Linked DNA regions of Homo sapiens: region 1 is linked to region 2. A link is a loop called in an ENCODE intact Hi-C map of the cell type or tissue named here. Cell type or tissue: PC-9. All regions are shown on one strand. Each heading gives the region's core, and the rest is flanking DNA. Links, peaks and the distances in the headings are about the cores only.

What was found. Hi-C counts contacts between places; a loop is a spot of excess contacts. Peaks named below come from ENCODE experiments on the same cell type or tissue, not always from the same donor. Only the 100,000 strongest peaks of a DNase experiment are listed, where the experiment ranks them.
Region 1: a loop joins it to region 2, with 4 times the contacts of the local background. A loop is called at or near these places in 2 of 110 quality-filtered maps.

What each region holds. Positions count from the first base shown.
Region 1 is chrX:154,760,929-154,763,771 of GRCh38, forward strand. DKC1 (dyskerin pseudouridine synthase 1) reads left to right here and starts at 1,936. Exons shown (of 15, transcript NM_001363.5): 1 at 1,936-2,053. The coding sequence starts at 2,038. RefSeq lists enhancers at 1,557-1,616, 2,367-2,466 and a silencer at 1,717-2,016. In PC-9, for the core only: no CTCF peak of the experiment used is centred there; a DNase peak (open chromatin) is centred at 1,793; H3K4me3 peaks cover 1,813 bases; H3K27ac peaks cover 1,650 bases.
Region 2 is chrX:154,372,447-154,375,347 of GRCh38, forward strand. It overlaps FLNA (filamin A), which reads right to left and starts at 2,188. Exons shown (of 48, transcript NM_001110556.2): 1 at 2,060-2,188. RefSeq lists silencers at 463-522, 2,065-2,124, 2,135-2,274 and an enhancer at 926-975. In PC-9, for the core only: CTCF peaks have their summits at 1,126 and 1,325; a DNase peak (open chromatin) is centred at 1,165; H3K4me3 peaks cover 1,497 bases; H3K27ac peaks cover 744 bases.

The sequences.
Region 1 (2,843 bases), core at 344-2,843, 390 kb after region 2:
CCTTTCAAGGAATTGCCAGACCATTTTCTAAAGTGGCTGCATCATTGTACTTGATGGTACTCATGGTTTGGTCAGACAACACCCAGTTTATCATGGGCAGGTCAGGTCTTAAGACCACATGTATCACAGTCATTCCGTTTCAGTAAATAATTACAGCAAGCCAGGAGCTTTTCCTCCTGGCAAATTATTATTTTTTGTGTGTGGAGGTCTTAGCTTTAAGTTTATTTCAAATTCCAGAGGGCTGAACTGTGAGTCTCTTATTAAAGCTTGGAAAAGGCTCTGTGTAGCATCCTAATGGGGTATGCCATCTCCAGAAAATGGCCCACTGAGTGTCATGCTTCTTTTTTAGCAAGCAGAGGGTTCCAAGTAAGGCAACTTGTCTTTCTCTTTGGAGGGACCGTCTCAACATGCCTCAGCCCACTGCATGCCCAGGAAGTTCACTGAGGTATCACCTCCCTGAATTTTCAAGGGGCTTCTCTCTCACCTTGTGGTGAAATATTTGCCACTTCCTATGCATCAGGTCCACTCAGCATGATGTCTTGGGGTACAGTGAGATGATCAAATCAGTTCCCAGGGACTCAATTATGATAATGTGCCAGAGGCTTCCTTTGTTCTTTCCTTCCATTATCACCCTCAGTCCTTGAGTCAGGAAGCCCCTCTGGGAATTTATCCAGCTACCAATTGTGTTTATTACAAGTATGGATTCAAGAACCGGGGAAAGAGCCACAGGGTGGCTGATAGTGAAAGGGACGTGGGCTGACTCCACTTCTGACCATTGGACCAAGTGGCATTCTACTTCCCCAGTGATTCACACGGGCTAGTGCAAGCCCCTGGTAAATGGCCACGGGTCCCACGAGAAGGGAGGAGGCAGGCTGAAAGTACACACTTGTAGCGTTACATGTGCCTGGCCTCACCTTTACAGGCTCACCTCACGGGCTCTGGCCTGTGGACTGACTAGATCTGGGAATTAGATGAGGCACCATGATTTTCCATTGTGGTGATTCAAGGCAGAATGCCTTTAGCCAGACCTAGAGTTACCGGGGTTATACAGATCATGATGGCTTACTACAGGACACTGTGATCAATTAGACACCACCAAAGATCCCTGGGGAGAAATCAGTTTGGTTCCAGCTTCCAGCCCTGCTGCCTATCATGATACCCAGGCTCATCCTGTTTCTATGAGATTTAGTGCCAGTGCTTTGTCTCTGCTGTTTGGCGTGAAGCCCGGTCGTAGAGTTCAAATTGAGGTGTGCTGTGAGCATAAACGCACACACCGGAAAGTCTTTGCGGGGACAAAAAAAAAAAACCAATGTAAAATACCCCATTCATACTGTTGTGTTTTGCCTATATGTGGAAATGATAATATTTCGGATACGCTGGGTTAAAAAAATTCATTATAAATCATTTTCACCTTTTTCTTTTTACTCTTCTTTCATGTTGCTGCTGGAAAATTTAAAAGTCAACATGTGGCACGCACACTACTCCTATTGGCCATCTGCTCTAGCTGGATGGGAACTGCAAGCAGCAAAGGCCTTTCAACCTCTCCGAGCTTCAACATGTTCACTTATGCATCAGGACTGATCCAACAGCAACCTGAAAGGGTCGGTGTGAGAAAGCAAAGAAAGAGGTACTGTTTACGGAGCGTTCAGCCGTGAGCCCAGGCGCAGGCGCGGAGCTAAACCCGGAGGTGAAGCAACTACAGCTGGGGCCACGCCCACAGACTCCGGGCTGTCGGGGCGGGCGGCACTCGCGCTTCCAGCCTGGGCCAACCAGGCTGCTTGAGGCTCGAAGCGCATGCGCGGTCTCGCCCTCCGTACTGGCCGAGCCAGCAAATCGCATTGCGCAGACGACCAGCGGGCGCCTCGGATTCCGCCCCCGGGATGGCCCCGCCTCCTCCCGCCCCGCGGCAAGGCACGCACAGGGCAGTGCGCGGGTGGGTGGGTCCTAGCAGCGCGGCCTGACGGGACCAAGGCGGCGGGAGTCTGCGGTCGTTCCCTCGGCTGTGGACCGGGCGGCACGCACGCGGTGCAGGGTAACATGGCGGATGCGGAAGGTAAGGGCTGCAGGCTTCCGGGCCGTGCTAACTCCGGGCGACTCGGGGAACGGGGGTGGGGGGATGGTATCGGGGCCCGCGCACGCCTCCCTCTGGTTCCCGCCGGCGTGTCGGCCTCTTCACCGCCCGGCCTTAAGCCGGCCTTGTCTCTCGGCCCTGGCTCCGTGGCAAGGGCGCGAGAGTGGGAGCCCCTCGCGGTGACTTGGCATGATGGGGCTCGGCCCTCTCACCTCCCTGGGGTCCGGGTCGCCGTCGAAAGACATCTGCCGTGCTGCCCACCCCGCGGTGGCGTGGGACGTGGCAGTGTCTGTGCTGCTGCCAGCCCGGACGCCGCCGTTACAGCTCCATGCGACTAGGGGAGCAAGGGTAGTGGAAACGGGCCGAGAAGAAAAGGAGCGGAGGGACCCCGGAGCAGGGATAGAGCTCCGAGTTGCAAGAAAGTTCTAGAGGCCACAAGCCCGCGGGGACAGTCGAGTGGTCGCTTATGGAACTTTCCGGCCCCCTGCGTGAGCGCTTCTGTGGGATGTTTAAGCTCTGCCATAGCCACGTGGTGAACCGGAAGGGAAGCCGACACGTGCAGTAGCCTACAGTCAGTTACCCAGCCATGGGACCCATACATTTGGCCTTACACACCTTGTTTTCTCGCTTACCTACGGATATACGTTCTAAGAAATGGGTCGTTAGGCGATTTCATCATTGTGTGAACATCAGAGGGCTCTTACACAAACCTAGGTGGCATAGGCTACTACACACCTAGGCTGTATATGGTGTAGCGTATGGCTCCTAGGCT
Region 2 (2,901 bases), core at 147-2,646:
CAGGTGCAGAGGAGGCCTGAGGACAGGGATCAGGGGCCTGGGGGGTTGTGTCCCCAGAGCTGTGGGGGCTCTTCACTCAAAATTTTCTGGTAGATAACTCTGGAGATGGTGCAGTGGCTGCTGTGCCGAGATGTAGACTGGGACCAGGGGACGGCTGGGGACGCTCACTGCTACTATCTTCAGTCAGAAGCCAGCCTGCCTATGGCTTCCTCCCCATTGTGCACTCCCCTCCCTCTCAGTCCTCGGTACCTCCCCTCTCCAGAATGTTTCCTCCTCTGAGTGTTTTTTTTTTTTTTCTAGGAAGGCAGGTATCTGTCCCTCCTGTTCAATTCTAGTAATAATTAATTTATCTGCTAAAGACCAGTGAGAGATGGAGGCCCTGGGTTGGCCAGCACGTCATGCCCAAATATGGTTGACTCTCCTGTAGCCCTGGGTGTCTACATGACACGTGGTGGGGCTGTGATCCGCCCAGCACATTCACTTCGGGGCAGCCTGTGGCCCCACTGGTTTTTCCCACTAGTAGTGGTGTTAGGGGGTGCAAATGGCATTTTCCAGTACTGAGGCCAACCCCTGTATATTGTCCCCTCTCCTGACCACTTTGAGACACACCTGCACCAAGTGCGCCTGGGCGTCTGGGAGCTGGGGTGGAGGTGGGAGGGAGGGCTGGGAAGGGGGAACCCATACAGACCCCTCCCTGCACGGGCCCCATTCAAGACGGGCTTGAAGTTGTCCTTCTGGTCCCCCTGCCCCACTGGAAAGCAAGTTCCCAGGCACGGAATTCCATCAATAATTGACTCTCTCTCCACTAAGGGCCATTGAGCTGGGTTGTCTGGGTTCATTCCTTAATCTTCAGAGCTCAGGGAAACTGAGTCAGAGTGACCAGTGGTCAATTCCAGCAGAAAGAGTGTCAGGAGGTGGGTGCCGTGTCTTCCAGCCCTAGCTTTTCCCTATTTAGAGGAAACAAGGAATGGGCGTGTAGAGGGTTCTTGTCCCTAGAACATAGTATCAACCGCCAGATGTCGCCCGATCCCAAAGCCACCAGATCGGGCAGTCCTGGGAAGCCAAAATCCAGCTCTTTCATATTTTCCCTTATTTGGAGTAGATTCTTGGATGTTAGGCACACCCCGCCCACCACACCACCCCTGGCCCTCAGACCCCAGGCCAGACCCTCCCACTGGGAGGTATAGCCCAAGCCCAGGAGCTGTTCAGCTGGGATCCCTAAGGAGCTGTTTCCAGGCCTGCGTAGCCAGGGGGCGCAGGAGGGAAGGAAGCCGCAGACTGGCAAGGTGAGAAGAGACCTGTGCTGGCAAGTCCAGGTGCGGCAGGTGAGGTCGCCCATTCCCAAGCTCCCACCTTGACGGTGCACTCGGAGCACTTACAAATGGGTCTGCCAGTGGATTTTAACCTATTTTGCCTGGCCCCAGGTGGCACGGGAATCTGGGGACATTGTTGGTTATATCCTGGCTGGCAGTGCGCATCCAACTCAGAGCCAACCTGGCATAGGGCCCAGGGCCCAACCAAGGAACCTGGCCTGGTCTCATCCTCACCATGGCCCCCATGGAGTAGAGCAGCCCCAGAACCAGCTCCCCTGTGCCCAAAGCAGCTGGTGCCCTGTGGACTCGAGCCAGCAAGGGACACGCTGTCCCCCTCCCAGTGGGCACACTGGCTGAGAAGTGTCCTTCCAGGTGGCCACTCGCCCTGAGTCCACACAAGTTCCTGGTGTCAGGGCCCTTCTCTCTCAGGCATGCAGTGGTCCGTTCATGGGCAAGTGCCCAGACACCCTCTCTCTCTCGGGGACCCCCCATGGCCTCAGGCTCCCACATTCGTGGGCACAGACATGGCTCGTGGGTCAACTAGGGAAGCTATTCTCTGGACACTCACTCCCAGATGCCAGGGGAGCCTCCATCGGCTCACGCATCCCAGCTGAACCTGGCCCGGACCTGGGCGCGAGCTGGCGCCTGCGTTTTCCGGCCTCTCTGCCCGCCTTCTCCAACCCCGCCCCCGGCCGACGAGGAGCGCGGCGACCCTACGGCGCGAAGCCGGGCCGCGGAGACCTCACCTGCTGTTCCTGAGAGCGACCGGTGACCGATGACCGCGGGGTGGCGCCCGGATCGCCTTCGCGCCCGCGCCCGCGCCAGGCGCCTCGGGGATTCTGTCGGCGTCCGCTGCGCGCGACGCGCCTCCACGCGAATGGGCCGCCGCCGCCCGCCTTCTTGTTGGCCGCACCCCCGCCCCGCGCCCGCCCCGCGCCCGGCCCGGCCCGGCGAGAAAGCCTTAATTGGTAAAATTGCCCAGGAGCCCGGGACGGGTGCGTGGGGGGCGGGGGTGCGGGGGCACGCCGTGAGCTCCAGCGACCCGCCGCCGGGCGACGCCGCCCCCCGAGATGAGCTCACCGCCGGCGAGGGCCGCCAGGCCCTGGGGGAGGGAGGGCTTCGTGGGGGAGTCGCCTCCAGCGCCCACAGGGACTGCAGGGCTCGTGTCTAGGCCCAATCACAAGGATCCTGCGTGTCTGAGTCTGGGGGAGCCAAGCGCACCCCAGGTGGAAAGGCCGAGGCCCAAGGCCACCTTCTCCAAGGAGCCACCCACAGTCACAGCCCCTGGTGTCTGTCCCAAGCCGGGATTGTTTCCTGGGGTGGGGGCAACAGGTCGTTGCAGGTGTTGGCTGGGCGCCTACGTCAGGCAGGGCCCCGGGACGGGACTGCAGGGCTCCGAGCCCTGGGATGAACCTGACTGCCATGGATCAGGCGCTGCCAGGTCTGGCCTGGGGTGGGCAGCAGAAACAGGATCGCTCAGGGGGACGAGAAAGTTAAGTTTGTTTAGTATTAAGAAGATTCTGATCTTAAAGAAAACATTGGCCGGGCATGGTGGCTCATGCCTATAATCCTAGCACTGTGGGAAGCT